3 separate regions of the Homo sapiens genome follow, and regions 1 and 3 are each linked to region 2. A link is a loop called in an ENCODE intact Hi-C map of the cell type or tissue named here. Cell type or tissue: Caco-2. All regions are shown on one strand.

Region 1 (8,000 bases), 210 kb before region 2:
TAATTTTGACTTTCAACTCTTACTTTTTTTTTTTTGAGATGAAGTCTGGCTCTTTTTGCCCAGGCTGGAGTGCAATGGTGCAATCTCGGCTAACTGCAGCCTCCGGCTCACTGCAACCTCCACCTCGAGGTTCAAGCGATTTTCCTGCCTCAGCCTCCCGAGTAGCTGGGATTACAGGAGGCTGCCACCAAGCCTGTCTAATTTTTGTATTTTTAGTAGAGACGGGGTTTCACCATGTTGGCCAGGCTGGTCTCGAACGCCTGACCTCAGGTGATCCGCCCACCTCGGCCTCCCAAAGTGCTGGGATTACAAGCGTGAGCCACTGTGCCTGGCCCTCAAGTCTTACTTTTTAAGAAATACATTTTGGGCCAGGTACAGTGGCTCACACCTGTAATCCCAGCACTTTGGGAGGCCAAGACGGGTAGATCACCTGAGGTCAGGAGTTCAAGACCTACCTGCCAACATGGTGAAACCCTGTCTCTACTAAAAATACAAAAATTAGCCAGGCATGGTGGCGGGTGCCTGTAATCCCAGCTACTCGGGAGGCCGAGACAGGAGAATTACTTGAACCCAGGAGGCAGAGGTTGCAGTGAGCTGAGATTGCGCCACTGCACTCCAGTCTGGGTGACAGAGGAAGACTCCATCTCAAAAAAAAAAACAAAAAAAAAAACAAATCTGGAAAAGATTCAACAGTCCAGATGCCTTTAAGAACATTTGTGATTCATGAGAGGAAGTCAAATTGTCAATATTAACAGGAGTTTGGAAGAAGTTGATTTCAACCCTTATGAATGATCTTGAGGGTTCAAGACTTCAGTGAAGAAAGGAGCTGCAAATGTGCTGGGAACAGCAAGAGCACTAGAACTAGACGTGGAGCCTGAAGATGTGACTGAATTGCTGCAATCGCATGATCAATCTTTAATGGATGAGAAGTTGCTTCTTATGCATAAGCAAAGAAAGTGGTTTCTTAAGATGGAATCGGGCCGAGCACGGTGGTTCACACCTGTAATCCCAGCATTTTGGGAGGCTGAGGCAGGTGGATCACAAGGTCAAGAGATGGAGACCATCCTGGCCAACATGGTGAAACCCCGTCCTACTAAAAATACAAAAATTAGCTGGGCATGGTAGTGTGCGCCTGTAATCCCAGCTACTCAGGAGGCGGAGGCAGGAGGATCGCTTGAACCCGGGAGGCAGAGGTTGCAGTGAGCCGAGATTGCGCCACTGCACTCCAGCCTGGCAACAGAGCGAGACTCTGTCTCAAAAAAAAAAGAATGGAATCTACCCTTGATAAAGAAGATGCTGTACATATTATTGAAATAACAACAAAATATTTAGAAAATTACACAAATGTGGTCGGGCGTGGTGGCTCAAGCCTGTAATCCCAGCACTTTGGGAGGCTGAGGCGGGTGGATCACCTGAGGTCAGGAGTTCCAGACTAGCCTGGCCAACACGGTGAAACCCTGTCTCTACTAAAAATACCAAAACTAGCCGGGTGTGGTGGCAGGCGCCTGTAATCCCAGCTACTTGGGAGGCTGAGGCAGGAGAATCGCTTCAACCCAGGAGGCGGAGGTTGCAGTGAGCTGAAATCATGCCAACACACTCCAGCCTGAGGGACAAGAGCAAGACTTTGTCTCAAAAAAAAAAAAAAAAGAAAGTTACACAAATGTAATTGTGTAAATGTAATAAAGCAGCAAGAGGGTTTGAAAGGACTAATTCCAATTTTGAAAAAAGTTCTACCGTGGATAAAATGCTATTAAACACCATCACATGCTACAGAGAAGTCTTTCATGAAGGAGTCAACTGACGTGGCAAACTTTATCATCGTCTTATTTTAAGGAATTGCCACAGCCACCCCAACCTTCAGTAGCTACTGATCCGTCCAAAGCCATGAACTTGTAGGCAAGACTTTCCATCAGCAAAAAGATTTTAACTTGCTGAAGGCTCAGATGATTGTTACCATTCTTTAGCAATAACGCATTTTTAAATTGACATGTACATTGTTTTTCTAGACATACTGCCATTTTCACACTTAATATAACTACAGCTTAGTATAATCAACTTTTATATGCACTGGGAAACTAAAAGATGTGTGCAACTTACTTTATCTCAATATTCATTTTATTGCAATGGTCCAGTTGGCACCAAACTGCAGTATCTCCAAAGTAAGCCTGCACACACATAATACACACATGCACATTACATGCACATAGACACATACATGTAGGTGTGCATGCATGCATGCACGGTATACATGTGTGTGTTCATGTGGACACACATACACTTGTGTACATATACATTTAGGAACGTGCACTTACATACACACATACGCATATAAACACACACAAAGGCGGAGGCAACCAGTTGGAGTTCAGTGTGTGAATCCCATGTTCAGATTCTCCTTGAACCCACATGCCCTCTTTTGTAGAATAACCCTGTTGACAATTGAGCAGTAAGAGGTTCTAGTAAACTGCAGAAGATCCTGGAGACACTTTAAAATCAAAACGTGATTTTTAAAAAATTACCTTTAGTAAAACAAGTCAGCTACTCTAAGGAGGTTCCCAGATAGATTATTTAGAGTCCTCATCCTGAGACACACTAAGGGCCAAGACCCCCTGAGCAGGGGTCTCTCCAGGCCATCTGGGGACAACTCTGCACCCCCATGAATGTGGGTGTTCTGCCTGTCCTGGGGCCCTAGGAGCCTCCGGCCTGAGTCTGGGCATCTGAAGCTCTGAGGTAGGGAACCGAGGACGACAGAGGGCCCCACATCCCTTAGGCCCAATCCACAGGCGAGCATGATTATTATTTTGTTGGTTGTTTGACTTTTCTTTCCCTAAGCCCATAATTGTGACTTCCTCCCAACAAGTTCCTCCGGTCAGTGGGTACATCTGAGTCACACTCTGGGGGCAGGGGCGAGTGAAGCTTCCCAAGCTGAGGGAAGCAAAGCAGAGGCATAACAGCTGAGATCTTCAGGGGCTGCAAAGTGCGGGCCCCAGGCCAGACGCTGCCCGCTCTCACTGGCTGGGCTGAGGGGAATGCAACCTCCCATAAACCCAAATGGCAAAACTCCACAAGTCTTTGGTACAGTGAGCATGGCATGCAAGGAAGGAATGGCACCTGGCGATTCTCAATGCAACGGTGCTGGGCAGAAGGGCAGGTTGCAGCCAAGAGGCCCTACTCCCAGCCCTCTGTCCTCCAGTCCCTGCCACCAAGCCATGCCCCCCACAGACGATAACCAGGAGCAGCGGGGGCGGGGAGCAACAGAACCTGACCTGTGCAGGGTGTGCAGGGTGCCTAGTCCCCATCTTCCACCAGTTGGTGATGCATCCGAATCCTGATCTCTGCCTGGAGCACATGAGGAGGCTCAGATCCACCTTGGACAAGTCCTGCAAATGTCCAGGGTCAGAACAATCCTTAAGACCAACAGTGCGTCTGGGAAAGTTTACAAGCGTCCTACGTAAGGGAGAGGCTGACTTTTCGTCTTTCCTCAGGGTGCAGTCACGGGTGATATGCACAGCTTTGTCAGAGGCTTTGAAAACCAGCAGCCGCCAAGGCTACTTCCACCAGAACCATCAAACCTGCCTGCAGCGAGCTCACAAATGGACCTTTCTGTCCCAACACTACTATTTAACCCAACCCTCACCCATCTAGGGGGTGCTATCTTTTAATCTTTCAAATACAGGAAAGGAAGAGTCACAATGTGGAACGAAAAAAATGGTCCTGTCCATTTCTGCAATGCCTTTCCTTGCAACACATACAGAAATCTATCTTAAGTAACAACCAGGTAAAGCACCCATATGGGTAAATAACTGAAGGTTTTATGGGAATATGACGTGGCAACTGGCAGAATACTCTCTGGGATTTTTCATCCTAGTTTGTTTTTTTAAGTGCCAACTGACTTCTCTGCCTACTAATAATTGGAGGCGCTGGGGACATTTGGAAATGTGAGGACATTTTAACCATCACCACCACTGGGGTGGCCACTAGCATGTAGTGGGAGGAGGTAGGGAGGCCACGCCATTCCTAGAGCAAACTGTCCAACAATGAATTATTCCACACCACATGCCATGAACCACGCCTTACTGGATTACATCCACAGTTCAAGAATGTGTGTCATGGAATTCTCCAGAGGAAGTCTCCAAACTGGAAGGATGGCCTCTTTTCCAGAGGGCTGCGTAGAAGGCCTGCGGTGAGCAGGCCTCGGGACATCTCTGCTGTCTGCCCATCGTCCCTCTGGCAAATGACAAATGACGAGAACTTCTGCACCACTCCCACCCCCACCAAGGAGGCCTGAGCACACGAGGCAGGCCCAGGCTGGCCCTCCACTGTCCACCCCCATGTGGGTGCTGACGCCTGTATACAGGACACTGCTTCCTGCAGGCAAGAATGAGGGAGCCCGATTCTAGCATCAGAGCCTCTTGTAGGTTCCCAACATAAAAGGAAACAGGGTATTTGCCGTCCTGATAAGAGCAAGCTACAGCAAGCCGGTGCCGAGGAGGATCAAAGAGGCTGCGCCACCTCCTAGGAATGCTTCCTCGGCCTGCATTGTTTTCTTCTTTTATTCTTACCCCAGGGCAAAAAGCAAAGCTCCCAGTCTGTGCCTCATTTCAGGCTAACTTGACACTTGGCAGAGGGTCCCACACCCTCCTCCATGCAAGAGTGGGTGCCTCCACCAACCCCAACCCCTTTGTGTCCATCAGCCCAACTTCAAAGAGGCCGACCCCAGCACCTCCCCACCCTGCAGTGGAGCACACCTGCAGGGACCAAGAAAGGCCCAGGTTTTCATTCTAAGGACTTGGGGTTCAGGCCCACCTCTCCCATCACCTACTTGCAAATTTCCACCGACTCCTGTTTCGTCGATGGAAAAACTGGGACAAAATAACCACAGCCTCCCTGGGCAGGTTTCCCACGCATGAGGAGAGGACAAGGCCCACTGCCTGGGGCCCCCCTCAGCAGAGGGTCCCAGCTCTGCCTCCCCAGGGTCCCACTCTCCCACACAGCCACCCTATGGGACATTCCTCTGTGTACACCTGCAGGAAAACCCTGCTCAGGGTCCAAGTCCAAGCCCTCCTTGGTTATGTCCAAGGCCATGAGCAGGAGGAAGCTTTGCATGACCCCCTCGAGCCCTTCCACTCACCTGGTAATGGCAAAACTGGCCGCAAATCTCCCAGAGCCGAAATCTCCCCAGAGGGAGCCCAAGGGAAAGCACTGGAAGGCAGAAGCAAATCTCGCAACGCCCGTGTATATAGACCTCCCATGTCACTCTTCCAACCCCATGTTTAATGCATATTTAAATATACAGACAGGCAGGTCGTGGTGGTTCACACCTGTAATCCCATCACTTTGGGAGGCCAAGGTGGGCGGATCATGAGATCAGGAATTTGAGACCAGTCTGGCCAATATGGTGAAACTCCATCTCTACTAAAAATACAGAAATTAGCCAGGCATGGTGACGCGCGCCTGTAGTCTCAGCTACTTGGGAGGCTGAGGCAGAAGAACTGCTTGAACCTGAGAGGTGGAGGTTGCAGTGAGCCAAGATCACGCCACTGCACTCACACCTGGGCAACAAAGCAAAACTCCATCTCACAAAAAATAAATAAATAAATAAACAGACATCAAGACACATGTTCAGATTTTTAATAATGGGAGCGGGAGAATTCTCCAAGGGACAGCAGAGGTGGCTTCACAACATTGCATCTTAGGAATGTGCCCTTGGCGAGTTCCAAGAACTTTCTGGTGCAGGGCGGTGCCTCAGCCTCGTCACATCATCTTTACGCACCCCAGGACTATGCAGAGAATGGAGAACAAGAGGCAGGGATGGGGGCTGGAAGGGGCTAAAACAAGAGCCACAGGAGCCAATCTTACGAGAGGCCAGCCCTCCTGCTCTACATCTCTGAGGCCTCCATCAAAGTTCACAGCATCCTATGGCCCCAGTCTCCCTGGGGCCCTTGTCCATCTCTGCACTCACCTCCTTCCACTCCCCCTCATTCCAGGCCCAAGCTCCACCATGCATCTTCATCAGGGCAATGGGCAGCCTGGGGACCAGGACACGCAGAGAGAGCTGCTGTAGCATAGGACAAGGAAACCCTGGCCTTCACATTCGGCGGTCGAGCAGCCCTGATGATCTGATGAAGCTACAAACCCTGAGAACAATCCACACACACTACACCTAGCATGAAGGGATTCACGATGCTGCTGAGGGCCACTGGGGCCCCAAGGTAGGAAGCTGGGTCTACACCACCTGCTCCACCCCCGCAGGACTGCAAGAGCCGGCCGCGGGTCTCCCTTTGCAGCCCACCTCAAACTGGGCTTTTCTGCATCATTGCCATGGTCAGAATGTCTGTGACCCGCCCCCCTACCCCCAATTCCTATGTTGAAGACCTGAACCCCAAGGTGATGGTATGAGGAGCTGGGGCCTCAGGAAGGTGGTTAGGTCATGAGGCTGGAGCCTCAGGATGGGCTTAGGGCCTCATAATAATGACCCCAGGGAGCTCCCTCACCCCTCTACCATGTGAGGGCACATAGAAGTCACCATCTATGAACCAGGAAACAGGCCCTCACCAGACACCGAGGGCCTTGATCTTGGACTTCCAGCCTCCAGAACTGTGAGAAATAAATTCCTGTCGTCTATCAATTGCCCAATCTAAGGTATCAGGTTGTAGCAGCACAAACCAATTAAGATATCACTCTGTCCAAAACCTGGTGTTTTCATGTCTTCCATAAATCTGCCCAACCAAAGCCCTAAACCTAACTTCTCACCCGGTGGCATTCTCCCCAGACTCCCTTGTCCACCTCTCTGCTGCTGTCAGGGGCAACCAGTCCTTGGCCGACTCTGCCTGTGGTCCCGCTGGCTGCTCCTGCAACCCTCGAACTGGGATCCCAGCACAGACATCAGCCTACAAATGACCCCCTTTCCAGGGGCAACAGCAGCCCCACCTCTCAGCACCCCTAACTTGCTCCTCTCAAACCCACCCAGAACAGTGTCCTTTCTGAGGTCCTGGCTGGGGGACTTGGGAATGTCCTGGAGCCTGGAGCCTCCAAGTCCTCAGTGAGGAACCCAGGCGCCACCAGATCCATCTAGAAACAGGCTGTAATCCCCAAGCAACCCTGTGTGACCTTGTGTGACCCCCACATCAGGCAGGCCATGGGTGTCCCCATACACAACTGCCAGACCCCTGGCCTCTGATGTCAGGTCACAGTGACTGCTCACCCCAGGGATTTTCAGGTGTGACTTCATGAAAATATCACTGTAACACCAGAAGTAAACTGAGGCACAGCGTGGTCACCTCTTTGTCTAGGGTAATAGGGATAGGACGTGGTGCGACGCTGGTTGGGCAAACTTCAGAGGGTAAGCTAGGACAGATGCTCATGCCTCTGTAGTCCCACACACCTAGGTTTATTCTTCTGTAGCTCGAGTGCAATATTCTAGTGCTTTGTCCTTGTGTCTCAGAGTTGGACACATGGAGCACAGGATGCTCAAATCCCTGGCACCTTATTCTTAGGGGCCTGAATCTTATCACACTGCCTTTGGCCACCACTGGGAGTGTTAGAGACTGTTGTGTTCCACTTCTCTAATGTGGTGGGTGCAGGGTATGCTGAGGACTATGCAGGGACCCTATGGGACCACCCACCTCAGGATTCAGCCTCAGAAACTTCTCTACTTTCCAGAATAACTTGTTTCTGTTCATTATCTGTTTTTCTTAACTCTTTTTTTTAAATCGCTTAGATACCAAAAAACAATTCAAAACCATTGTTTCCCTCATCACAATGGCTACTAGGAAGCTCATAGCCAAATCATGCAGTCACCTCAGAAGTGTGAGGCTGTGTCATTCCTTAGGTGGGTTGCAGGTATCAGCAAGGGGCCAATTTTTAAAATAAAATTTGCTGAATAAGTAAATGGAAGAGTCAAGCAACATTTTAGAATGAAAAACATGGCCACAATATTTCTCTCCCAAGACTCGTCAAAAGGTGGAATCTATTTCCTAACCCTGGCATCCGAGCTGGTC
Region 2 (8,000 bases):
CAATTCATATATGGCCAGTTTACTTAAGAATGAATTACCGACCGGGCACAGTGGCTCATGCCTGTAATCCCAGCACTTTGGGAGGCTGAAGCGGGTGGATCCCCTGAGGTCAGGAGTTTGAGACCAGCCTGGCCAACATGGCAAAACCTCATCTCTACTAAAAATACAAAAATTAGCCGGGTGTGGTGGCTGGCACCTAAAATCCCAGCTACTTGGGAGGCTGAGGCAGAAGAATTGCTTGAACCCAGGGGGCGGAGGTTGCAGTGAGCCCAGATTGTGCCACTGCACTCCAGGCTGGGCAACGGAGCAAAAACAAAAAACAAAAAAGAATGAATTACCAGGCTCTAAAAACCTATCAGTAAGCTTTTTTTTTTTTTTTTTAAAGACGGAACTTGATGCTAAGGAAATTGCAACAACACAATGTCCTAATACACTGTTGACAAGATTAAAAAATTTTTTATTTTTAATTTTTGTGGGTACACAGTAGGGGTATATATTTATGGGGTACGTGGGATGTTTTAATACAGGCATGCAATGTGAAATAGGCACATCATGAAGAATGGGGTATCCATACCCTCAAGCATTTATTCTTTGTGGTATAAACAATCCAATTATACTTTTAATTATTTTAAAATGTACACTTAAATTATTATTGACTATAGTCTCCCTGTCGTGCTATCAAATAGTAGGTATTATTCATTCTTCTATTTTTTTTTTTGGTACCCATGAACCATTCCCACCTTATCTCCCCAGTCCTCTACTATCCTTTTCAGCCTCTGGTAATCATCCTTCCTATTCTCTATGTCCATGATTTCAATGGTTTCGATTTTTAGATCCCACAAATAAGTGAGAACATGTGATGTTTGTCTTTCTGTGCCTGGCTTATTTCACTTAACATAATGTCCTCCAGTTTCGTTCCATCCATGTTGTTGCAAATGACAGGATCTCATTCTTTTTATGGCTGAATAGTACTCCATTGTGTATATGTACCACATTTTCTTTATCTGTTCATCTGTTGATGGACTGTAAATTTGCTTCTAAGTCTTAGCTATTGTGAACAGTGCTGCAACAAACATGGGAGTGCAGATATCTCTTCAATATACTGATTTCCTTCCTTTTGGGTATAGACCCAGCACTGGGATTGCTGGATCATATGCTAGTTCTATTTTTAGTTTTTTGAGGAACCTCCCAACTGTTCTCCATAGTGGTTGTACTAATTTACATTCCCACTAACAATATACTAGTGTTCCCTTTTCTCCACATCCTCACCAGCATTTGTTATTGCCTGTCTTTTGGATAAAAGCCATTTTAACTGGGGTGAGATATCTCATTGTAGTTTTGATTTGCATTTCTCTGATGATCAGTGACGATGACCACCTTTTCATATGCCTGTTTGCCATTTGTAAGTCTTCTTTTGAGAAATATCTATTCATTTCTGATTTTTTATTTGGATTACTAGATTTTGATTTCTGATTGGATTACTAGATGTTTTCCTGTTGAGTTGTTTGAGCTCCTTATATATTCTGGTTATTAATTCCTTGTCAGATGGGTAGTTTGCAAATATTTTCTCCCATTCTGTGGGTTGTTTCTTCACTTTAAGAAGATCATTAATTGCCTTAATCATTCTAAAAAGTGATTTGGCAAATAAGGGTTGAATTGTGTCCCCCAAAATGTCTATGTCCAAGTCCTAACCCCTAGTACCTCAGAATGCAACTGCATTTGGAAACAGGGTTTTTGAAAATGTGATCAAATTAAAATGAGGTTATACTAGAGTAGAGTGGGCATGTAATCCAATATGACTCATCCAATATGACCGGTGTCCTTATAAAGAAGAGGAGATTTGGCTGGGCATGGTGGCTCATGCCTGTAATCCCAGCACTTTGGGAGGCCGAGGTGGGTGGATCACCTGAGGTCAGGAGTTCAAGACCAGTCTGGCCAACATGGAGAAACCCTATCTCTACTAAAAATACAAGAAAAAAAAATAGCTGGGCATGGTGGCAGGCACCTGTAATCCCAGCTACTTGGGAGGCTAAGGCAGCAGAATCGCTTGAACCCGGGAGGCAGAGGTTGCAGTGAGCCGAGATTGCGCCATTGCACTCCAGGCTGGGCAACAAGAGTGAAACTCCATCTCAAAAAAAAAATTAATAAATACATAAAAAATAATAAAAAGGGGAAATTTGGACCCAGACATGCCTGGAGGGAAGATGATGGGAAGAGACACAGAGAGAAGATGGTTGTCCTCAAGCCAAGGAGAGAGGCCTGCAACAGATTCTCCTTCAGCCTTTAGAAGGAACAACACTGCCAACACCTTGATCTTAGACTTCTGTCCTCCAGAAATTGTGAGACAATGCATTTTTGTTGTTTAAGGCAACCAATTTGTGGAACTTTGTTCTGGCAGCCCTAGCAAATGAATACAACAAAATATATACTGTATTGAGAACCTTAATATTGGCAATACCATTTGCACAGGAACTCCTTGCCTTTGGTTGCCACCTAAGAAATCATGCATATGGACATGGAATTACACATAAAGTATATTTAGCTAGTTTTTCTTCAACATGCTATTGCAGGAGGACAATTCAAAAATCTTTCCAACTCCCACCTGATTTCTGAAGGTTCTCTGGGAGCCTGCGCATCAGCCATCAAAACACACTTGTCACATTTTTCTTTCCTTTTGGCCTCCTTTAGTGAAGTCAGCTGCCTGAGGCTGGGCGGAGGTGCTCAGCACTCCCTCTGGTTTGTGGGGGGCTGGGGTGGGTCACACTTATTCTACTGGATATCACTGTTCCTGGGCCCTGCCACCACTCTCAGCCCTGGTGCTGTGGATTCTGTTCATGAGAGGGGCTGAAGTCAAGCCTCCCTCTCAGGCCCAGATCTGAGTCTACAGGTCAGCCGGGGCTGGGGCCTCACGGTAGCAGGTGGTGACAGAGGACATGTCATTGTCGCAGTCACTGAGGACACTGGTTCTCATAGCCCAGCCTCTGTGCCTGGACCTCAGCTATAGGCCTGGCCCCATTGTGCTCTCCCTGATGAGAATCTCCAGGCCTTGAGCTACCTGACTCTTCCCAGTTGGCCAGACACATCCCAGTGAATGATCATCATCCTGCTCTCATCTCATAGCCAGCTGATCAGTCTGTTCACCCTCCACCTACTCAAGTACAGAGTGACACACCCCAAGCAACAATCGCATGAGAAATTCTACCACCTGGGGAGGGCAGAACTGGGACAGACTTCTTTCATTTTCTGATCTGCTTTTGCCAGATGTCCTCTGTAGCAAGAGGCAGGACAAACAGTGAGGACTGCACCAACACTCACCGGGTGACCCCTTTGCTTTGGAAACTTACTCAGGGTGAAAGGAATTCCGATTTTAAACAGCATCTCTTTGTGTGGCCTGTTTGAGGCACCACACAGAGCTTGCTGGAGCAGCTCTGTTGACCGCTGACCCTTGGCCTGCTAACTGAAACAAGGTGAGTATTTCTAAGGCTGTCGTGGCCACGGGAGGACCGGAGAATAAATGTGGACCTATTTACATTCTCTTTTCCCTGAAGGTGATAAATGGCTTCCCCCATCCAAACCAGGCCCCTCTAGGGCCTTTATTTGCTATTCTGGTTTTAAAAGGCAGACGGAGAATGTATTGAGTTATCTTTCAACTGTTTACTAGCAGAAGGGCAAAGATCAGATTACCAGCTCAGAGTGATTCATCTTTTCTCCCAAATCAAAGCCATATGTACACAGAGTCTGTGTACACATTAGTTCATTTCATTCATTCATCTAGGTCAGGAGAGGGAGACCTGGGACAAAGGTCCCGCAGAAAGAGATGGAGGCATCAGGCCACAGACAGTGAGCAGCATGGGTTTTTCTCTGCCTCCACATTAGGACTTTAATGTTTTTTTTTTTTGTTTAAAAAAAACAAAACTGCCTGATTTCCTGTCAGGCCAACTAATGATGTTTTTTCCCCAGGTTTCTGGTATAGAGGATGTTTTAATTTGAGAGAAGTTTCCACCTACAAAAACACATATTTGTCCGGGCATGGTGGCTCACGCCTGTAATCCCAGCACTTTGGGAGGCTGAGGCAGGAGGATCATGAGGTCAAGAGATCTAGACCATCCTGGCCAACATGGCGAAACCCCGTCTCTACTAAAAATAAAAAAATTAGCTGGGCATGGTGGCGCATGACTGTAGTCCCAGCTACTTGGGAGGCTGAGGCAGGAGAATCTCTTGAACCCCGAGTTCAGAGTCAGTCAGTTGAGATCGCGCCACTGCATTTTAGCCTGGTGACAGAGCGAGACTCCGTCTCAAAAAAACAAAAACAAAAAACCACATTTATACCTTTGGAAACATTAAGCCTCCAACTGTGAGAACGAAGATTCATATTTAAAGGGAAATGTGAGGTAATTCTGTGAATCTTAGACAGATTGATGGTACAAAATGGGAAGCGCCACCATCACTGATATTCTGAAATTATGGTTGACTGCAAATATCCAGAAAAGCATAAAAACAACATAATGAACGCCTATATTCTCACACACAAAACTGTAACATTTTGGCAGATTTTCATCAGCTCTTTTTCCTTAAGAAACAACACACACAAGGATCATGGAAGCCTCTCCATGCTTCCCACCCTGTCCTTAAACTGATGTTTTTCATCCCCAGAATGACGCTACATTAATGCTACAGATGAATGGCTCCATAAACTATATATAGCAAAGTATTGAACTTTTGTTGATTACATCAGTCTCTAACAAGCTTTTTTCACTGAACATTATGTTTTTGCAATTTGATAATGCCAACAGATGTAGCTACATCCATTTAACTAGTGTATTGCATTTTATTGTTACCAAACCGAACTTGGGTCCACCCATCCTGGCACAGCAAAGCCAAACACTGACAGTGGGATTTGCAGTGAAAAAAGTGAGGCATTTATAACAGGGCACCAAGCAAGGAGAACCGGATAGCTCTCGCCTAGGACCTAAACTCCCGAATGGCTTGAGTGTAAGGGTTTTTAAAGGTGGGAAGGCAGAAGTTACATGCAAAGTCATAAATCAATACATGGAGGTCTTACATTGGTTTGGCCAAAAAAGGTGGGATATCTTGAAGTGTGGGGCGAGGCACAGGTCATGGGTAGATTCAAAGATTTTCTGATTTGCGAATTGGTTAAGGGAGTGAAACTTTGTCTAAAGCCTAGGGGTCCACAGAAAGGAATGCTGAGCTCCGACCTGTAGGCATGACTTCCTCCAGGCCACTCAGGAAGAAATTCAGAACAAAAAATGGCAGTCAGAGTTCAGTCCCCAGTTCCTCTGTTATCTAAGGTCTATGTGCCAGCAGATGTCATTTTCCATTTGGTGGGAGTCCAGGTTTTTTGAAAACAACTCAGGGATATATATTAAGATGTTGTCTTTAGTTTCTATGGGGAACCAAACATTTGGTGGCTCTAACTTCCTCGGCTATTGTCTTCAGCTATTGTTACCTCCTTGCTTATCAGGTTGCTCACTTACTCCTCAGGGCTAGCTAGGTGCCCGGAATTTCCCTCAAAGGAACTCAAGATTTTTCTTTATTTCCATGCTTGGTTGGGAAGAGTGGCAGGCCCCTCAAAGGGATCCCTGCTCTGTCTCCATTTCACATGAATCATACAATTTAATCATGATGATGATAATGGATATTTGGGTGGCTTCTGTCAAGAACTGTGAAGAGGCTGACATTTCACTCACTACTTACAGATTCACAAGTGAGGCTGCTGCCCCAGTTTCATGGATGCTGGCAGAAGACTTAAGATTTCTGAATCAGAGACAGAAGACTTCATTTATTTGTCACAGCTAAAGCAATGGCCAGTGTCAGTGTATTTGCACTGGTGCCTCAAGCCCTGATGCCCACGGGGTGATGCAGAGACCCTATGACTCCCGCACATGCATTGGGTCAAGTCACAGTAGAGGACCACTGAGCTGGGCACCATGTGGACCTATAGCAGGCAGCAGGCAAGCCCTCTCCTTTGAGGTTCCTCCCTGCAACTACGACCCCGAAAAATGGATCCAGTAAAGAAGAGTCAAGGCTTTATAGTCTTGGTGCACCCAGTAAGACCTGTAGGAGAACAGGAAGCCTGTGGAGGACTGTTTCTTCCAAAAGTTTCCAAGTGTTAGCTCTTACACATGTATAAACAACACTGCAATTTGTCTCCTTGCACCGTACATCCACGAAGCAGATTTGCTTCTTGCCAAATTATTTCCCTCAGTGATTTCAGGAACTGACAATTCCCAGTCGCATATAGGAATTTTCTTGCGTCTTCTTTTCCTGACTAACTCTTGCGTTGTCAGACACTTTCATTTGTGCTAAGCTGATAAGTATCAAACGATGATGCAGGCTATTCATTATGTGTGTCCTTGATTACTGATGAGTTTGAGCAATTGTCATTTGTTGGACTGATCGTTCAATTTCCTCTTCGGTCCTTGGCCTTTTCATATATTTTGCCTTTTCTTGTAGGTGTGTCCTTTTCAAATTGATTTTTTTGGTGTTTTTGGTATATCCTGTGTACTAATTCTTTGTCATTTATATGCATTAATAATATCTCCTTTCACTGTGTGGCTTGTCTTCTCAATTTGTTTTTGGGTTTTTGTTTCAGAGAACATTTTATAAGCTTTAAATAATAAAGTTTATTTATTTTTAATTATTTTGATTTTGCTTTTGCATCTTGTTTAAGAAACCCTGTCCTACTTATAAATAAGGCCATAATTATTATTCTTTATTTATTTATTTATTTATTTATTTATTTATTTATTTATTTATTTTGAGACAGAGTCTCGCTCTGTTGCCCAGGCTGGAGTGCAGTGGCGTGATCTCGGCTCACTGCAGCCTCTGCCTCCCAGGTTGAAGTGACTCTCCTGCCTCAGCCTCCTGAGTAGCTGGGACCACAGGCACACGACACCCTACCTGGCTAATTTTGTATTTTTAGTAGAGATGGGGTTTCACCATGTTGGCCAGGGTGGTCTCAATCTCCTGACCTCATGATCTACCTGCCTCAGCCTCCCAAAGTGCCTTATTTTTCTTTTTAAAATATAAAACTTACGCCAGGTGCGGTGGCTCACTCCTGTAATCCCAGCACTGTGGGAGGCCGAAGCAGGTGGATCACCTGAGGTCAGGAGTTTGAGGCCAGCCTGACCAATATGGTGAAACCCCGTCTCTACTAAAAATACAAAATTAGTGGGCATGGTGGCGGGCATCTGTAATCCCAACTACTCCGGAGGCTGAGGCAGAATTGCTCGAACCCAGGAAGTGCTGGTTGCAGTGAGCCAAGATAGTGCCACTGCACTCCAGTCTAGGCAACAAGAGTAAAACTCCGTCTCAAAAAAAAAAAAAAAAAAAAAAAAAGAAAAGAAAGACAAAAAAGAAAAAGAAAAAAATATGAAAGTTTTGCATTTTTCATTTAGGTCATCAATACATGGGGAACTTAACCTCTTATGCAGGGTGAGGTATGAATCTAATTTATTTTTACATGTGGACAACCAGTTGTCTCATCAACTTTCGGTGGATGCTCCTTCCTTCCCTGCGGACATGTAAAATATTCATTCCGTCGTATCATATATCACCTTGCCAGTTGCTCAGGCTGAAAACCTTGGGGCTATCCAGACTCTCTTGTGCCTGACATCCAGTCCATTAGCAAATCCTGACAGCTCTACCTTAAAACAGACTTTCTGAAGCCAGCCCATTCATCATCCCCTCCAACACTGCCACTCAGGGCCAAACCACTGCCACCTTTTGCCTGGACTACTCTATGGCCTCCTAATTAGTTTACCCCTTCATCTCTTGCTCCCCTACAGTTTTTTGTCTACACAGCAACAGAGTTATGTCTTTTTTCTTTTCTCTTTTTTTTGAGAAGGAGTTTCACTTTTGTTGTCCACGCTGGTGTGCAATGGCACAATCTCATCTTACTGCAACCTCCACCTCCTGGGTTCAAGTGATTCTCCTGCCTCAGCCTCCCGAGTAGCTGGGATTACAGGCATGCACTACCA
Region 3 (8,000 bases), 100 kb before region 2:
CTGTCGCCTCAGCAGGCACTCACATGGGCACATCTTGGCCTCCCTCCTGAGGGCCCTGCCCAGACCAGCCAAAGGAAGGCAACCTCAGGCGGCACCAGGCAGTGACTGGGCAGTGGGGACAAGGACCACAATGCCCGTGGCTGTAGGTGTCATGGGTTGGGGAGGGGGTGTGGGTTCCTGGACCTTTGCCCTGGTCCTGGGGTGGGCAGGTGGGGTTCCTGGTTGACCCTGCACACAGCCTCCGGGGTGGTCTCCAGAGGACTGTGCAGTGGGGGCAGCCAGTGGCAGCCTAAAGAGTGCAGGATGGGGGTGGGGGGTGCCCACTGAAACAAATGCTCAAGAGCAGCTGGTTATGGCAGGACTTTAAGTATATATTCCTGTACATCTTTTCAAACATATACACAAAGCAATTCACATTTTCATATACTGGAAAGGCAGGCTAACTTTTCATTTTCCTGCAACATGTGCATAGTAATAAAAAATTCTGGCCGAGCGCAGTGGCTCACCCCTGTAATCCCAGCACTTTGGCAGGCCAAGGTGGGCGGATCACAAGGTCAGGGGTTCGAGATTAGCCTGACCAACATGGTGAAATCCCGTCTCTACTAAAAATACAAAAATTAGCCGGGCGTGGTGGCATACACCTGTAATCCCAGCTACTCAGGAGGCTGAGGCAGGAGAATTGCATGAACATGGGAGGCAGAGGTTGCAGTGAGCCGAGACTGCGCCACTGCACCCCAGGCTGGGTGACAGAGCTAGACTCAGTCTCAAAAAAAAAAAAAAGTTCTATAGCCTTCTTCCAGTTTCTCCCCCCAATTAAATGTAATAACAATCTAATCAGTGCACTGAAAGTTAAGATAATAGAAAAAATTTCATCCAGAATCCCATCACCCACATGTTACCGAGGGAGAAATTTTACCACCTCTTGTTTCAGGCCAGTTCAGGCAGGTGTACATTGTCTCAGAAGGGAGATATTTCTTTCGTCTGATACTGGAGAGTCACCAGAGTCGCCAGACAACAGGACAGGACACTCATCTTGCCCACAGGCTAGGTTTGCTGGATGTCACTAGGTTTGCCAGACACCAACTCTTGTCAGAGTTATTCCATTTGCCTGTTTGGAAAAGGCAGCCTTCACCCCTGCATTCCTAGCTCCTGGGCTGACGGCCTGCCTGACATCTGAGGGTAGTGGAGTGAGGTTGGCACTTGCCCTGCGCTGAGAGTGGAGGGGAGATAATGGTTTAGGTGGGAAAGTACAGCCCCTCCAGCTTCAGGGATCAGCTCACAGCAGGGGGAAAAGTCCTAGAGGAAGACTGGGGTGGGGCATGTCTGCTCACTCACAAAAGCAGATTCATTATTACAGGGCCTTTAAAGAGGGATGTGTGTGGGTAGATGGGATCCTCACCGAGGTGTGACCTGCTTTTTCTAGTGTTTGCGAGGATGTCTCATTAACCTGCAGGAAAGTGCTGGTTTCAATTCGATGGTTTGTTTTCTGTTCTGTTTCCTTTCTGTTACAAACACAAAGGGTACATTAAAGAGCCTTTCCCCATCATCTTGTTTTTTAAAAAATATTTTTTTACTTGTTAGAGTTTATTTTAATTATGGAAAGAATTCAAATCCATAGCAACACATAGCTAATGACAAACAATTCCGAAAACATTTTAGGAAGAGCAACACATTGACTTTTCCTTTTTGAAACGTGTAAGAAGGTGTTCATTATTGCAGTGCCCTGCTTATGCCTCAAGACTTGCTTAGTGCTGTCCTCCAAGAATACCGCTCTGTCCCCTTCAGGATGGACAGGGCCCCACTGTCGTTCCCCTCCTACGTCCTTCATAAAACTCATCAAGTAATGTTTTCACATGGCCCTCTCCCTCCCAGATATGAGCAAGGAACTCATCTGCTGAGCTCACATCCAGAAACGAAGATATCAGTTAAAACAAATAGGCTGGATGTGGTGGCTCACGCCTGTAATTCCAGCACTTCAGGAGGCCGAGGCGCTCAGATCACCTGAGGTCAGGAGGAGTTCGAGAACAGCCTGGCCACCATGGTGAAACCCCATCTCTACTAAAAATACAAAAATTAGCCAGCGTGGTGGCATGCACCTGAAATCTTAGCTACTCATGAGGCTGAGGCACAAGAATCCCTTGAACTCGGTAGGCGGAGGTTGCAGTGAGCCAAGATCGCACCACTGCATTCCAGCCTGGGCGACAGAGCAAGACTCCGTCTCAAAATAAAAAAAAAAAAAAGAAAGAAAGAAAATTTGTGCATAGTCAGACTTATTAAATTTAGGAACTGCATAATCATGAAGACTGTATCCCAAGAAAATTAAATGGCTGGCCAATTTGATGAACCATTTCCTGAGCTTGGTCAATTGAATATAAACAGTGGTGCTTTCTCAGCATAAACATTCTAAATGTGGATAGGAAGTGTGCTGTGCAGGACGGACAGATTATTCTTTTAACTAGATACATCTGGAGAGTCCCTTGGTCATTCCATGAATTTGTAGGGAAAAGACCTTCCTGACCAGGAGACCAATTCTTCTTGGCCAAATTGGGCATGATGCCAGCCTATAACATCGTCAAACACAGCAGAAGATTCAGAGAGAGGCAAATTAAAAGTGATAAGGAGCTATCCATTTTTGCCATATATATATATATATATATATATATATATATATATATATATATATATATATATATACACACACACACAGAGAGAGAGAGAGAGAGAGAGAGAGACAGATGGAGTCTCACTCTGTTGCCCAGGCTGGAGTGCGGTGGCATGATCTTGGCTCACTGCAATCTCTGCCTCCCGGGATCAAGCAGTTCTCTGCCTCAGCCTCCCGAGTAGCTGGGATTACAGGTGCCTGCCACCACACATGGCTAATTTTTGTATTTTTAGTAGAGACGGGGTTTCAATATTTTGACTAGGCTAGTCTTGAACTTCTGATCTCGTGATCCACCTGCCTCGGCCTCCCAAAATGCTGGGATTACGGGCGTGAGCCACTGTGCCCAGCCAACAATGAATCATTTTATGATCAGAGAACAGCAGAGTGATAAGCAGCAGAGCTAACAGTTCTGTTCCAGAGCCAGGTGTGAGGCTCGGTGTTTGGATTGTCTTACTTCCAAGCCATATGGCATCCTACAAGGTGAGCAAAAAAGATCTATTTCCACTGTGAAGAAACCGACATTTAAGTAACAAATTAGTAGGAGAAGGAATGAACTTTTGAACATGGGGCTTTCCTTCCCATTTCAGGTCTCATTCTTTCCATCATGCCACATGCTTTGCAGAGTCTGTGAACTACTAGAAGATGAGTAGCTAACCCGTATGCCTCAGGGTTCATAAAAGTAACAAAGAAGGGTCTCTTAAATTCCTTAAGAAATACTTTTTCAGGCGTATCGGAATTCATAAATGTGGTAACATCCCATTAAAATGTCAAGCATCTGCTTTTGGTTGAAATTGTGTCTAACTTTTTAAATACCAATTGACACCAGCGATTAGTTTTTGGTGAATTGTGTTGCCTCTGGAGATATAGTTTCCAGAGCCACAGCTCAGGTATCAAAGTTCCTGAAATGAAATTGATCTAGCTGGGGATCAGGCCAAGCATATTAAAATAGGGTGGCTATGAGGACAGCGAGGTCGGGGGAGGAAGAGGGCAGAGACGGGCAAGAATATAACTTAGGCCTGACCTTGACTCCCCAAGGCCCCCGATCTGATGTCCCCCTCATGTCTCAGTCTTGCAAGACATTGCCCCAAAACACACCCCCAAGCTCCTTTCTTCAGTTTTTAGAAAATTAGCAAATATTGAGCTGGAATAACCATTAGCGACCATCTGGTCCAAACTCATTATCTGAAATTGGAAGACACTGAAACACAGGGGAAAGAATGACATTTCTGCTGTTCCTGTTGCTGGCTGTGCAGAATACAATGCTTCCTGCATGGACAATAGCAGGAATTATTTTACATGGGAAGAAACTGAAGCTCAGCAAGGTTTGCTAATTTTCTCAAGACACTCAAGATGTTCATTTTCCACAGGACAGCCTCTCTGGGTCTCTTCCAACCTCTCTCTGTCCAATTCTGAGCTGGAGGCTAAGTCTAAGAATGGGACCAAATTCCCTACATAGAAGTGAGATTTTAACCCAGGTCTTTTGGTTTTAGGGTTTATTCCCTTTTCATTGTCTTTAAAGGATTGCTATAACTGAATAACCTCAACAATAAAATTAGATTCATTTTTAAGGCATTGAAAGATATTTATCTGAGGAATGCATTTATTTGCTGTTTACTGAAGAACAACTCTAGATGCTAACAGTATCAAGATGACTAAGAGATAGTTCTGGGCCAGGCGCAGTGGCTCATGCCTGTAATCCCAACACTTTGGGAGGCCGAGGTGTGCAGATCACAAGGTCAGGGGTTCGAGACCATCCTGGCTAACATGGTGAAACCCTGTCTCTACTAAAAATACAAAAAAATTAGCCGGGCATGGTGGCGGGCGCCTGTAGTCCCAGCTACTCAGGAGGCTGAGGCAGGAGAATGGCGTGAACCCGAGAGGCAGAGCTTGCAGTGAGCTGAGATTGCACCACTGCACTCCAGCCTGGGTGACAGAGCAAGACGCCGTCTCAAAAAAAAAAAAAAGGCAGTCCTTAGATCCACGGAGAATGTAGACCTTTACCACCCTCACAGCTCAATCCAACAAATAGACATTCATCCTATCACTTATTGGTTACTTATTAAATCCTCATGGCATACCAGACATTGTGCGAAGACACAGGGCTGTCAGACAGAGACTTACAAGAAGCTTAGGGGGAGCAAGCGCTGGGGCACAAGTTACTGTTGCAACAGAGGGAGCTCGTGGTGGGCAGCATGGGGATACTGGGGCCTCTCTGACTATGGACTGGGCAATGGGAGAGGTCTCAGCAGTCCAGGGACTTCTCAAGGGACATCATCTGACAACATGTGAGCCAATTGTCCCCGCCTCATTTCTCTCTGCATGTTCCTTTAGAGAAAAAAGAGATGGAATTACACCTACAAAAGTGTTGCAACAAACAGGCTAATTCACCAAGAAAGACTTTTCTGGGACTTTTCCCTGTCACTTGCACCAGCTCCTAGTGGGAGATAGACCCATATATGGGGCCATGTTGCCCAAATCCAATCACCATCTGTGGCTCAAGTTCTGTTCTTTGCTGGTCTGAGCAGGTGCTAAAGAGGACTGGAAATTAGAATTTGACAGTACTGAGGAAACTGGGTTTTCCAATTCATTCTTTCGTCGGTGCATTCATTCATCAGCACTATGAGCAGTTCGCAAGGGTCAGGCATGGACGGATGCCTGGGGATACAGATACAGACGAAAACAGACTGTGCCCGGGAGAAATGCTTACTCTCATGGGACCAGTGGAAGGGCTGAGGGGCAATTGTGGTTGAGTGCTGCTCTGTTTTTTTTTGTTCTTTTTTTTTTTTTTGAGACAGAGTCTTGCTCTGTCACCCAGGCTGGAGTGCAGTGGCGCCATCTCGGCTCACTGCAAGTTCTGCCTCCCACGTCCACGCCATTCTCCTGCCTCAGCGTCCCGAGTAGCTGGTACTACAGGCACCCGCCACCATGCCCGGCTAACGTTTTGTATTTTTAGTAGAGACGGGGTTTCACCGTGTTAGCCAGGATGGTCTTGATCTCCTGACCTCGTGATCTGCCCACCTTGGCCTCCCAAAGTGCTGGGATTACAGGTGTGAGCCACCGCGCCCGGCCACGAGTGCTGCTCTGTTTTCAAGGAGCCGCCTCTGCCAGCTGCTCCTCTCCAGGCCTTCTCCAACGATCTGCCCACTAAAAGGTGAAAACAACAAAAACAAAAACAAATTTTCCCACAAAATCAATTTCTTACATCACAAATTTAATGAGCATGATTATAGCTTGACTGATGGAAAATAAGTAAGCAGGGTCTTCTACCATAATTCATTAGCTAATGCATGTTATGCATGCATGTATATATGTGTGCCCACTTTGTTCCAGACAGGATTCAAAATCACTTACAAAGGAAAATACGATACTTTAGTTAATTGATTCTCTGGCTTTTCTTGGAAATTTGCATTCTTCTTTAGAATATAAAGTGCTGGATTGGCAGCAGAAGAAAACGAGAACAGAACCCCCCTTACCTGCTGCAGGGTTTGGACAGGCTGCTAGGCCTCAGGTTCTCCTGCTGAATGAACCCTTTGTACCATCTGTGCATAACTGACCGGGGCCAGGAGGAACTATGGAAATGCTGCCTCAGCCCGAATGTCAATTCTACATTCCAGCAGAATGTCTCAAACATCACATGTACTTTAAGGGAATTCAGTTTTCAACCAGCTCCTACATGACATCCACCTGCCTTAGCCTCCCAAAGTGCTGGGATTGCAGGCATAAGCCACCGCGCCAGGCCGAGTGAGCCTTCTTGCACGGTACGTATATTCAGATACAATGAAGGTAGGTTCATGATAAAAAAAAATGTTGTTTTTCTTTTCTTGCTATTTTTTTTTTGTCATTGGCATATCAACTTTCAGAATGACCTAAACCTTCAAGAATCATACTGTTAAAAGTCTGTGAAAAATATGAGCCATTCCTGGAATAGTAAGAGTTCAGTTCATGGCAGCGGCTGTGATGATTATTCAGACAGTGCAGTTATGGACTCTAAAGTGCTGTAATCAAACATGGTTAACTGCAAAGGCGGACCTAGTCCTGCTGCAGTCCTCTGGATTGGTAACTCCAAGGAGCCCAAGGGACCAGTTCTTCTGGTTTCCCTATGTGGAGACCCGGGGGCCTTGGCCCTTGGCTGAAGGTGGGACATTGATCTCAGCCTTACAGCACAGGCTTTCCCTGACTGGCCTACAAGGACACAAGCCATGTTGGTCATTCTCACCCATGAGTCCCTTTTTGATGAGTACTGGGGCCTAAGGCTGAGGGCCGTGACACTTCCTAGTGAGTAGGACCTCAGCAGCATGTACTGGTCCTATAAAGCCGACCTGCTGGCTCTGTCCTGCAGGGGCCCTAACATGTACCACGCAAGAAGTCTCACTCGGCCGGGTATGGTGGCTCATGCCTGTAATCCCAGCACTTTGGGAGGCCAAGGAGGGTGGGTCACTTGAGGTCAGAAGTTCGAGACCAGCCTGTTCAACATGGCGAAACCCTGTCTCTACGAAAAATACAAAAAAATTAGCTGGGCATAGTGGTGCATACCTCTAGTCCCAGCTACTCCAGCCTGGGTGACAGAGTGAGACTCTGTCCAAAAAAAAAAAGAAGTCTCACTCAAGGAGGTTGCAGCATTATGGTGGCAGGATGAGGTAACCGAGTTAAAGCTGGGATCAGCCTTCCCTGTTGGAGGTACACAGGCCCTGTAGGACCCCTGGTCTTGAGTCCTTCTCCATTGTCAAACTCAGATACCCTCTTTAAGGCCCAAGTCAAACTTTACCTTAGGGAGAAGGGGCACAGATCTTCCTAATACCTGAGTGTGAGGCAGACCCTCCCCTTTGCTGCTCCCACAGGGCTTTGTGCTGCCCTCAGGAGCATTCAGCCCTGGAGTCTGCAGAGCTGCTGTGCGTGTAGCCTCGCTCTCTTGGTTCATGCAGGCATGTAGCCGACCCTCAGCCGAAACACAGAGCCCATTTTCTCCATAAAGAAAAGGTGAGTTGGCCAGGCGCAGTGGCTCATGCCTGTAATCTCAGCACTTTGGGAGGCCGAGGTGGGCGAATCACGAGGTCAGGAGTTCGAGACCAGCCTGGCCAGCATGGTGAAACCCCATCCCTACCAAAAATACAAAATGTTAGCTGGGTGTGGTGGCAGGCGCCTATAATCCCAGCTACTCGGGAGGCTGAGGCAGGAGAATCACTTGAACCCGGGAGGCAGAGGTTGCAGTGAGCTGAGATTGCACCACTGCACTCCAGCCTGGGCGACAGTGCGAGACTCCAGCTCAAAAAAAAAAAAAAAAAAAAAAAAAAGAGTGAGTCAAATGGATGAATGAATGTAGCAAAGGCCAGGAGTAGGC

What was found. Peaks named below come from ENCODE experiments on the same cell type or tissue, not always from the same donor. Only the 100,000 strongest peaks of a DNase experiment are listed, where the experiment ranks them.
Region 1: a loop joins it to region 2, with 9 times the contacts of the local background. A loop is called at or near these places in 2 of 110 quality-filtered maps.
Region 3: it touches region 2 in a loop (3.0-fold over the local background); 6 of 110 quality-filtered maps call a loop at or near these places.

The regions. Positions count from the first base shown.
Region 1 is chr7:47,553,771-47,561,770 of GRCh38, forward strand. The region is part of intron 1 of TNS3 (tensin 3); the gene reads right to left. Among named protein-coding and RNA genes, the nearest start is that of TNS3, 24 kb to the right of the region's middle. RefSeq lists enhancers at 2,564-3,292, 4,021-4,748. In Caco-2, no CTCF peak of the experiment used is centred here; DNase peaks (open chromatin) are centred at 4,411 and 5,056.
Region 2 is chr7:47,760,112-47,768,111 of GRCh38, forward strand. It overlaps LINC00525 (long intergenic non-protein coding RNA 525), which reads left to right and starts at 1,365. Exons shown (of 3, transcript NR_038407.1): 1 at 1,365-1,402; 2 at 3,262-3,467; 3 at 5,718-6,661. In Caco-2, no CTCF peak of the experiment used is centred here; a DNase peak (open chromatin) is centred at 3,470.
Region 3 is chr7:47,660,104-47,668,103 of GRCh38, forward strand. It overlaps LINC02902 (long intergenic non-protein coding RNA 2902), which reads left to right. Exons shown (of 3, transcript NR_171030.1): 3 at 1-1,545. Among named protein-coding and RNA genes, the nearest start is that of LINC02902, 8.9 kb to the left of the region's middle. RefSeq lists an enhancer at 1-296. In Caco-2, no CTCF peak of the experiment used is centred here; DNase peaks (open chromatin) are centred at 4,798 and 6,763.